2 separate regions of the Homo sapiens genome follow, and region 2 is linked to region 1. A link is an interaction called in ENCODE POLR2A ChIA-PET data of the cell type or tissue named here. Cell type or tissue: PC-9. All regions are shown on one strand. Links, peaks and the distances in the headings refer to the core of each region. The heading gives the core; the rest is flanking DNA.

Region 1 (5,372 bases), core at 106-5,105:
ACACAGGGCTAGGGTGGGGGTCTTTGGTCCTCTTGTGTGCGGACTGTTTCTAGAAAGTGGACCTAAGGTATGGGGTCATGACCCCCCAGTAACCTTATGCCAGGCTGGGGAGGCCAATCTTGCTGAATCTGATGGATTTGCCCTCCTGGTGGGAAGAACCAGTTGCTTGGCTGTGTAGCAGAGCCTGCTATCCTAGGGAGTGGGCACAGCTCCTGGGTGGAAGATTCTGCTTCCAGCAGCTCCTGGGGAAAAGACTTTGCTTCCACTATTATTGAGGGAGCAGCTGTATGTGCCAGGGGCTGTGCCTGATGCTCTTCTAGTACCTTGTCTTATTCACCCTTCAAGACAATGCTTGAAAGAGAAGTTTTCATCTCCATTTTGCAGATAAGAAAACTGAAGCTCAGAGAGGAGAGGTGGTTTGTCCAAGGTCACACAGCAAGTTAGTGATAAGGCTGGGAGTAGGCTTTAAGACTTGGGACTCTTTCAACCTAATCTTCTCCACATCTCTCCTCTTCTTCACCATCCACTGTGGTCTGGTCTTCTGCAGCCTGAGAGAACAAATGGGAGTAGGGTTCCCCTCCCTCTAAAGCATATATTGGGCTGACAAAAAACTCAGGAACAAACTTCCTTCTTTTTTATTTTTTTGAGACAAGGTCTTGCTCTGTCACCCAGGCTAGAGTGCAGTGGCATTATCATGGCTCCAACTCATGGGCCCAACCTATCCTCCCACCTCAGCCTCCCAGGTAGCTGGGACCACAGGAACATGCCACCACACCTGGCTAATTTTTAAATTTTTTATAGAGATGTCTCCCTATGTTACCCAGGCTGGTCTTGAACTCCTGGGGTCAATCAATCCTCCTGCCTTAGACTCTCAAAGTGCTCGGATTACAGGTGTGAGCCACCGTGCCCAGACTGCAAACTTCCTTCTTGTAGGGGGAACAGCAGAGCCTTGGGCCCCTTCCAGTCCCTGGCACAGACCTGGCTCACTCTTCAGAGAACATTCTCCCATAAATCCAGTCCACAGTCAGGTAGCTATCCTGGTTGCCTTTCACTCATGGTGTGACTCAGAGCAAGTCACTTCACCATTCTGAGTCACACCTTCCAGATCCACCTCCAGACCTGGGGGCTCTGTGGAAGGTGAGGCTTGGCGGAAGTGGTGGCAAGCGGAGCCCTCTTGAGCTCCTGTTTGGTGTAATAGCTCAGGGCTGGGCAGGAGATGAGACTTGGTTTTGCCCCTAAACCTAACTCAAGTTACATAAAGATTCTTCAAAAAGCAGGCAAGGCAGGGCTTGGTAAGATCCCTGCTGAGCCCGTGAGAGGCGGAGAGCCAGGGCAGAGGCAGCTTAAGTAGCAGTTCTTCCCTGATCCCCTGACTGTGTAATCCAGTTGCTCAGAGAATGGAAAATCCCTTTCGCCTCCCCTGGTCTCCTCCCCCACAAAGGCCTCCTAATAGGCCTGCCAGCTTTGGGGTGCTAATCTGCCCAGACATCACTCTGTGAGCAGGTTGCCCAGGGTTCCAATCCCAGCCGCCCCACAGTGGGAGATGGGGAAGGCTGGGCGGGGAGTGGTTCTGGGGAGTTGAGTGTGGGGGATTGCCTGCTCTCTGGCCTGCCCAGAAGATCAGAGAAACAAACAGGCTCTGTGCTGAAAGAAACTTTGGGGATGGAGACAGGGCACAGGATTGGAGGGAGGTGGGCAGCAGGGCTGGGTCCCCTGGCAGAGGTGCCTTGGGTGGGGCTTATTATGAAACAGTCCCTGTCACTTCATCCGCCAAGCTCCTTTCATTTTTATTTAAAAAGGGCCCCCTCTCCAGCAACTTCACCTCCCCACCCCCTACACTTTCACTCATCCATCCACTGAGCCGCTGACAGCTGCCCTGCGGGTGAACTCCTGATCCTCCTGCGGCTGGGGCTGGAGCAATACTGGAGGGGCTCAGGCCAGATCACTGCCCCCCTCCAGCCCTCCACCCTCACCTCCCAACACACTTACTCACTCACTCCAGATAGGCCCACCTCCGGTCCCCTGAGTCAGCCAGAGAGAGAAGAAAACGAAGGAGGTGACAAAGCAGAAAAAAGGACCGGGAGGAGGATGAAAAGAAATAAAGAGTGGAGAAGAGGAAGAAAAAATCAGAGGGCTAAAAATCAAACAGTGAAGGAGGAAAAGGGAGGAACTGGAGAAGGAAGGAAAGAGAGGAGGAAATGAAGTACAAGGAGAAGATGGAAAAGCAAGAGGAGAAAGGAAAGAAGGAAGGAGGGAGAGAGAGAGAGGGCAGAGGCTGGAAGGCTGGAGCCCAAGCCCAAGCTATCATCCTTAATAGCTGAAGATGCTGAAGGGAGGGGAAAAAACAGGGTTGGGGAGGACTGGCGGGAGGAGGAGACCGCACAGGCAGGAAGGGAAGTACGAGGTTGCTCCAGGTACGAAGCATGAGCCTGGATGGAGCCTCACCCACCCAGCTCCCAGCTCTGGAAACACAGCCCTCCCCCTGGACGAAGGTCCCTTGGTGCAATGCCGCAGACTGTGTCCACGGCCATGCAGGCTGCAGACAGAGGAATCTCTCACTTGGGGTGGTCAGAGTTGTGGGACCGGTTGGATGGAGCCCTACACTCTCTTCCTAGGATGGCAACAGCGTCCGCCCCAGGCTGCATGACCATGCCAGTTTCAGCTGGCTTCACCGCCTGCAGCGTCTGGGTCCTGCCTGCTCCCTTTGGTTACAGTTAGAAATTTCTCCTGATTTGAGATTTTATCTTACAATGGACTGGGCCTTAAAGACCAAGTACTTTCCACCTCCTCATTTTATAGATGCGAAACAGGCCTGGAGAGGGGAAGAAACTTGTTTACAGTCACATTGTGAGTTAATGGGGAGCTCTGCCTTTCTAAGCTCAAAGACCAAGGCTGAGACAATAGCCAGAGAGGACAAGGGAGTGTGGTGTCTCTGCAGAGGGCTCAGCATTTGATTCCCTCTGCTGGGAACACGGCCACAGCATTTTATATCCTAGATGAGAGAAAACATTTGTGGCTACGGTAGTTCCCGTATTTTAAGTACCTACGATACACCAGCTTTGGCATACATTATTCTCAATAACTCCTCATACATATCCTGTCATGTAGATATTCCATGTCCTGCATTTACAGAGAAATAAACCAAGGCCCAGAGAGGTTGAGTAACTTGTCTGAGGTCACACAGCTAGGAATTTGAGCCGGGATTTGCTCAAAGCTCATGCTGAATCTCTTATGCCATGCTGTCTCTTGGGTGTCCATAGCCAACACTCTTCTTCCCTACCTCATTCCTACCCCACCACCCCATACATAGCCCAGGGATTAAATCTGAGACGTCCTCATGGCAGCTGGAACTGATATTGCCAGGGAGAACGCAGCTGGGTGGACCTGACCATGTCTCCTCATCTCCCCTCAAAGACCCCACAAAGACAAGGGGAAGGTCCCCTGAGACTCTGTATGATTTATCTGATGATATTGTTATTTTATGGGACGGGCCAAAGAGGTGTCAGGAAGCAAGTTCGCTGTAAATCTCTTTTCTCTGCTCCCTTTCCCTCTGCCCGTCCCCTCCTGGGATTTATGGTGAAATCTGTTCAGAGCTAGGGACTTGGGGCTTTGGGTTCAGGCTTGGGGTGGTACGGCAAGGGACCATACATCTTCCTTCTCTGGGATCTGCTAAAAGTGTGCTACCCACACCCCATCACGAGCTGCAGCATTGAGTCCACAAAGCCCTTATTAAGATCCCATGGCACTCGAATAGCTCTGCAGACAGAACACATGACTTGCAGTGGAGATGTGTTATCTGGACCCACCCATAGGCTGGTGGCCCATGTGTGGCCCCCTCACTGGTGGGCATGAGTTTCTGAATCCAGCCAGGAACCCGGGAGCAGAGCCCACCTGGGAGCAGATGTGTGACCCCCACACAATAGCTCTGAGGCCAGGAAGAAGTGGCGGGGCTGGGGGTGCTCCTCATGGAGTGGCAGGTCAGGGGCTAGCTGGAAAGGAACCTGCTTCTGGGTCCTTTTTGAGATGGGGGTGCACAGGAAGGAAGGCAGCTTGAAATTTGCTCCCTGCCCCAGGGCAGGCAGTCTCAAAGCGACTGGCCCTGCAAACACTGCTGTGAGCTCTGTCACTGGGGGTGAACACAAGGTCACACACTTGAGAGGGCAGATGAAGGCTGGGCACCCTATCCACCTTCACACTTCTGCCCTCCTCGGGGGCTTTCACATCTGCAAATGCTGGGCTGATTGTCCTGAGCTGAGCTTGTCCAGTCAGAGGCCAGTATGTGCTGGTTGCCGCCAGAGGCCTAGAGACAGCTCAGTCCAGGGAGGGAAGAGACAGGAATGAGAGGAGGGCAGAGGAGGGGAAGAGGAGGGAAAGGAGGAGTTAAGAAGGGGAGGGGAGGAGCAGGAAGAGGAAAGGAGGAGATGCTAGCAAAAGCCTTTCCTGACCTGCCCCCCACCCACACCTCTCCTCCACTGTGATGAGAAATCTTCTCTCATCACAGCTCCTTAGAGGGTGCTAGTGTGGCCTCCCACCCACGGTGGCCTCCAGTATTCATGAGCCAGTTGTTGCAGAGGAATTTCTTCAAACAGCCCACGGCCTCTGGATAATGCGTCTTGAGCACCCATGACTCCCCACAGTCCCAAGTCCAGTGTGCAGAATCTTAGGGAGGGCTGGGTGAATCCTGGCTAAATGAATACAGAGAAAAGAAAAGGGGAGAAAAGAAGAGAGTGGATACCAGCTGTCTCCCCCATCCCGTCCTCACCCTGCTCATCTCCTGACTGCCTGAACCAGGGCTGTGCTGTGTCTCCAGTTAAATATATGGAATTATCTATTACAATACTTCGATATTTATTACATTGATTTCGCTTTAAATGCTTTGTAAATCATAGCAAAAAATAATGGCCTTCTAACAGAGAGTCATATACCGTAATCAACTGGAAGAAAGTCAGCATTGTAATTTAAAATAAAAAAAAATCCTTATGTGAGTCTCTCGTTTAAATTAAGAGACAGGACGTGATTCAAATAATAAGGCCCAAGTGAGGCTGGTTTTTCTTGGCAAATTAGTAGAGGTTTTAACTGGAACTGAAAAGGTGTTAAGGTGGAACACTGACCTTATTAGACCTTAATTATTTTCTGTTGTTACGTTCCTGGAGCCGAGGGTTTTTTTTTTTTCTTCCAAAGTGGCCATGTTAAACCTCATCTCAGGAACTTTGGCTTTAGAGGGATATCACTTCTCAAGAGGCATTAGTGGGATAAAAAGCAGACACTTTGCCAGTGTCCCTTTTCTCCACCCTTGAGTTTCATGGGCACCCATAATTGCTGGTTTGGAGGCAATGTTCTTGTCATTGAAAGCTGAGAATTTGCCCCACTCA
Region 2 (5,372 bases), core at 282-5,281, 83 kb before region 1:
GCACCACCAAGCCCAGTTAATTTTGTGTTTTTAGTAGAGATGAGGTTTCACCATGTTGGTCAGGCTGGTCTCGAACTCCTGACCTCAGCTGATCCACCCGCTTTGGCCTCCCAAAGTGCTGGGATTACAGGGAAGAGCCACCGCACCTGGCCCTCTTTTTTTCTTTTTTAAATTTAAGGAAACCTCTTTTTTTTCTTTTTTTAGAGACAGGGTCTTGCTCTGTCACTCAGGCTGGAGTATAGCGGCACAATCATAGTTCACTGTACAGCCCTGAGGTCCTGCGCTCAAGTGATCTTCCTACCTCAGCCTCCTGAGTAGCTGGGACCACAGGCGCAAGCCACCATGCCTGGTTACTTTTTTTACTGTTTATTTTTTATAGAGATAGGGTCTCACTATGTTGCCCAGGTTAGTCTCAAGCTCCTGGGTTCAAGCAATCTTCCCACCTTGACCTCCCAAAGTGTTGGGATTGCAGGAGTGAGCCACTGTACCCAGCAAGCCATGCTTTCTAATCCATACTAAAAGTAACAATGTACAGAAGGTGCTGTTTAGATTTTCCAAGAGTTCCCACTTCAAAAATTCTGCCCATTGGTCACTAGATGGATGTCTTGGTGTGTACCTCCCCCTCCATTTATAATAAAGGCAGGAAGAAGGGTTTTAGATCCTCTCAGATACCAGCTCAGTTACTATTTTTTAGCATTATTTAGCAGGGTTTCTTTTACTATATGTCATTTGTGTTTAAAGAATAAAAAGGAAGTCATTCTGAACTAGAGAACGATTCACAAGTAGGAAACTGAAAGGGTAGTACTAACTTGTATTCTGTGATTATGTCCCTTAAGAACCAAAAGCCCAGCTGAAATAAATCTCTCCCTATATTTCCAGCATTCTCCCTCTAGCCTTCAGATGCCAATAATTCTTCAGCCCCACCAGAATCAATAAACCATCAATCCTGCCACCTTTTCAGCATCCCTCTTCCTCTCCTCCTGTGCTTACTTCTCTCCTTACCCAGGTGAATGAGATTCCAAAATCCATCAGGATAATCACCCCTGATATACACCCTGAACTCCCCTGCAAGCTATCCTTTTGTCGTACAGACCCACAGTCCCTTAGGGATAGATGTATCTTGGAATTCAGAATGTTTCATATTTTAGAAAGGTAATACACTGCATATGTCATAAATGTGTCAGCGGAGTCTGGGGCAGCACCCCAAAGTCAAACACAAAATTTCTGTAGCAAAATATATATTCCCACATATATGTGATAAATAAAGCCTATAAATAGCTTCATGTTCATTCAGATCAGGTGCTGCCACCACAATAGTTTGCCAAACTTACCAAAACAAACAAAACTACGAGTTTTCAGATTTTTAATCTCGGAATTGTTGGCAAGGGATTATTTCCCTGTACTTCGGTGGCAAAACCCCAAGCCATGTTAAATCTCAGTACCTGCATCCACATGGATGAATGTAGTGAGAGAAAGACCAGATCTTGCAAACTGGCCTCACTTTCATATTACCAGTAACCTGTGGGTCTTTTAGGCTACCTGACAGTGCAGCTACGCTTTCCTAGTCCATTCACTCTCTGAGGTAACTTTTTCTTACCCTCTCTTTTCTCAAACCTCCATATCCTCCTACATCTTATCACTCTCGGCTCCTTCATTCATAAGAAATACCATAAAATAACATAGAAGCACTCACATGAGGACTCTGCACATGCTCTCACCCCTTACCTCCCTGCAACTGTACTCATAAGTCCTGCCTTCCCTCTATCCATCACACCAACCCCTCCCTACTTGTGTACTGACCAGCAATTCCTACCTTTTTCCTGCAACATCCATTTTTACCTCTCTACGGGATCATTTCCATCAACATACAAAATACATCTCCTATCTTAAAACTCTCTCTCAAACCTTCCAGCAGCTGTCCCATTTCTCTATTCCCATTACAGCAAACCTCCTCAAAGCTGTCTATACTCACTGTCTCCAATTTATTTCCTCTCACTCTCTCTCTTTTTTTTCAGAGTTTAGCTCTTGTTGCCTAGGCTGGAGTGCAATGGTGCGATCTCAGCTCACTGCAACCTCCGCCTCCTGAATTCAAGCAATTCTCCTGCCTCGGCCTCCCAAGTAGCTGGGATTACAGGCGTCCGCCACCACGCCTGGCTAATTTTTTGTATTTTTAGTAGAGATGGGGTTTCACCATGTTGGCCAGGCTGGTCTTGAACTCCTGACCTCAAGTGATCCACCTGCCTCGGCCTCCCAAAGTGCTAGGATTACAGGCGGGAGCCACCAAAAAAAAGTCTGCAACCTCTACCTCCTGGGTTCAAGCGATTCTCCTGCCTCGACCTCCTGAGCAGCTGGGAGTAGAGGCACATGCCACCATGCCCTGCTAATTTTTTGTATTTTTAGTAGAGATGGGGTTTTGCCATGTTGCCCAAGGCTGTTCTCAAGCTCCTGATCTCCAGTGAACTGCCCAACTTGGCCTCCCAGAGCACTGGGATTACAGGTGTGAGCCACCATGCCCGGCCTCCTCCCATTCTCTCTTGAACCCCCTCCACCACTCTACTAAAAGAGTTCTTGTTGGTCAGACATGGTGGCTCGCACCTGTAATCCCAGCACTTTGGGAGGCTGAGGCAGTCAGATCACTTGAGATCAGGAGTGTGAGACCAGCCTGGGCAACACGGCAAAACCCCATCTCTACTAAAAATACAAAAACCAGCCGGGTGTGGTGGTGCACGCCTTTAGTTCCAGCTACTTGGGAGGCTGAGGTGGGAGGATCACTTGAGCCTGGGAGGCAGAAGTTTCAGTGAGCCCCACTGCACTCCAGCCCTGGTGACATGAGACCCTGTCTCAAAAAAAAAAAAAAAAAAAAAAAAAGTTCTTGTCAAGGTCACCAATGACTTCCACATTGCTAAACCAAGATCAATTCTCTCTCAGCCCTCATCTTACTTAATCTACCTGCAGCATGAAGATTTACTCCTGTTTTTTTTCTAAAAGTTTAATAGTTTCAGCTCTTATGTTTGGGTCTGTGATTCACTATAGTTAACTTTTGTGTAGGTGTGAGGGAAGGCTCCATCTTCATTCTTTTGCATGTGGATATCCAGTTGCTCCAACACCATTTGTTAAAAAACAAAACAAAAAACTGTTCTTCTGCCCACTGAATCGTCTTGGTACTCCTGTTGAAAATCAATGAACTATAAATGTAAAGGTTAACTTCCGGACTCTCAATTATATTCCATTGATCTATATGCCTAGCCTTATGCCAGCACCACAATGTCTTGATTATTGGAGCTTTGTGGTAAGTTTTGAAACTGGAAAGTGTGAATGCTCCAACTTTGTTTTGTTTTGTTTCCAAGATAATTTTGGCTATTTTGGGTCCTTACATTTCCATATGAATTTTAGAATCAGCTTGTTAATTTCTGCAAAAAAAAAAAAAAAAAAAAAACAGCAACAGGAATGTTGATAGGGATTGTTTTGAAGCTTTAGATCAATTTGGGGAGTACTGTCATCTTAATAATGTTAAGTCTTCTAATCCATGGACATGGGACAGCTTTCCATTTATTTAGGTCTTTAATTTCTTTCAGCAATATTTATAATGTTCAGTGTGTTAAATATTTCATCTTCTAGGTTAAGTTTATTCCTAGGTATTTTATTATTTTAGATGCTTTTTTTTTTTTGAGATGGAGTCTTGCTCTTTCACCCAGGCTGGACTGCAGTGGCGTTATCTTGGCTCACTGCAAGCTCCGCCTCCTGGGTTCACGTCATTCTCCTGCCTCAGCCTCCCAAGTAGCTGGGACTACAGGCGCCCACCACCACGGCTAATTTTTTTTTTTTTTTGTATTTTTAGTAGAGACAGGGTTTCACCGTGTTAGCCAGGATGGTCTCAATCTCCTGACCTTGTGATCTGCCCGCCTTGGCCTCCCAAAGTGCTGGGATTACAGGTGTGAGGCACCATGCCCAGCCAGATGCTATTTTAAATGGAATTATTTTTCTAATTTCCTTTTGAGGTCATTCATTGCTGGTATACAGAAACACAACTGATTTTTGTGCATTCATTTTGTATCCTACAACTTTGCTGAATTCATTTATTAATTAGCTCTAGTAGTTTTTTGGTGGCTTCTTTAGTATTTTTTTTTTTTTTTTTTTTGAGACGGAGTCTCCCTCTGTTGCCCAGACTGGAGTGCAGTGGTGCTATCATGGCTCACTGCAACCTCCACCTCCCAGGTTCAAGTGATTCTCCTGCCTCAGCCTTGCGAGTGGCTGGGATTACAGGCGTACACCACCACGCCTGGCTAATTTTTGTATTTTTAGTAGAGGCGGGGTTTCACCATGTTGGCCAGGCTGGTCTTGACTCCTGGCCTCAAGCTGATCTGACCCACTTGGCCTCCCAGTGTGCTGGGATTACAGACGTGAGCCACCGTGCCTAGCTGGTACTTTCTATATATAGGATCATATCATCTGCAAATAAAAGATAGTTTTACTTCATCCTTTCCAATTTGGATGTCTTTTCTTTTTCTTGCCTAACTGCCCTGGCTAGATAGTATGATGCTGAATAAGTGGCAAGAGCAGACATCCTTGTCTTGTTCCTAATCTCAGGAGAAAGCATTCAGTCTCTGGTCAGTGAGTATGACGTTATTTGTGGTTTTCACAGATGCTCTTTATCAGGTGAGGAAGTTTCCTTGTATCTCTAGTTTTAAAAATGTTTTTCTCATGAGAAGATGTTAAAGGCTTTTGCTGTCTCTATTGAGATGATCATGTGGTTTCTTTCCATATTCTATTGATATGTTATAATACATTAATTGATTCTTGATGTTAAACTAACCTTGCATTCCTGGGCTAAATCCTTCTTGGTCATGGTGTGTAATCCTTTTTATGTTCCTTTTTTTTTTTTTTCTTCCTTCCTTCCTTCCTTCCTTCCTTCCTTCCTTCCTTCCTTCCTTCCTCCCTCCCTCCTCCCATACCTTTTTCTCTCTCTCCCCTCTCTCTCTTTCTCCTTCCTCCCTCCCTCTCTCCTTTCTCTCTCTCTCTCTTTTCTTGGTCTTGCTCTGTTGCCCAGGCTGGAGTACAGTGCCACAGTCACAGTTCACTGCAGCCTCAACCTCCCAACCTCAAGCAGATCCTCCCACCTCAGTCTCCTGAATAGCTGGGACTACAGGCATGGACCACCATGCCTGGATAGTTTTTTTGCTTTTTATAGAGACGGGGTCTCCCTATGTTGCCTAGACTGGTCTCAAACTCCTGGGCTCAAGCAATCCTCCCACCTTGGCCTCCCAAAGTATTGGGATAACAGGCCTAAGCCACTGTGCACAGCCTGTAATTTCTTCTTTGTGATGTTTTAGTCTGGTTTGGGTATCAGGATAATACTGAATTTACCTTTTTTT

The links. Peaks named below come from ENCODE experiments on the same cell type or tissue, not always from the same donor. Only the 100,000 strongest peaks of a DNase experiment are listed, where the experiment ranks them.
Region 2: POLR2A ChIA-PET joins it to region 1 with 13 read pairs; 4 of 35 experiments call an interaction of 5 or more read pairs at or near these places.

What each region holds. Positions count from the first base shown.
Region 1 is chr17:36,917,428-36,922,799 of GRCh38, reverse strand. The region is part of intron 1 of LHX1-DT (LHX1 divergent transcript); the gene reads left to right. Among named protein-coding and RNA genes, the nearest start is that of LHX1-DT, 17 kb to the left of the region's middle. RefSeq lists enhancers at 644-1,840, 3,621-4,138, 4,139-4,658. In PC-9, for the core only: no CTCF peak of the experiment used is centred there; DNase peaks (open chromatin) are centred at 1,099, 1,959, 2,609 and 4,289; H3K4me3 peaks cover 2,891 bases; H3K27ac peaks cover 5,000 bases.
Region 2 is chr17:37,000,968-37,006,339 of GRCh38, reverse strand. All of the region lies in intron 8 of AATF (apoptosis antagonizing transcription factor), which reads right to left. Among named protein-coding and RNA genes, the nearest start is that of MIR2909, 30 kb to the left of the region's middle. In PC-9, for the core only: no CTCF peak of the experiment used is centred there; no DNase peak of the experiment used is centred there.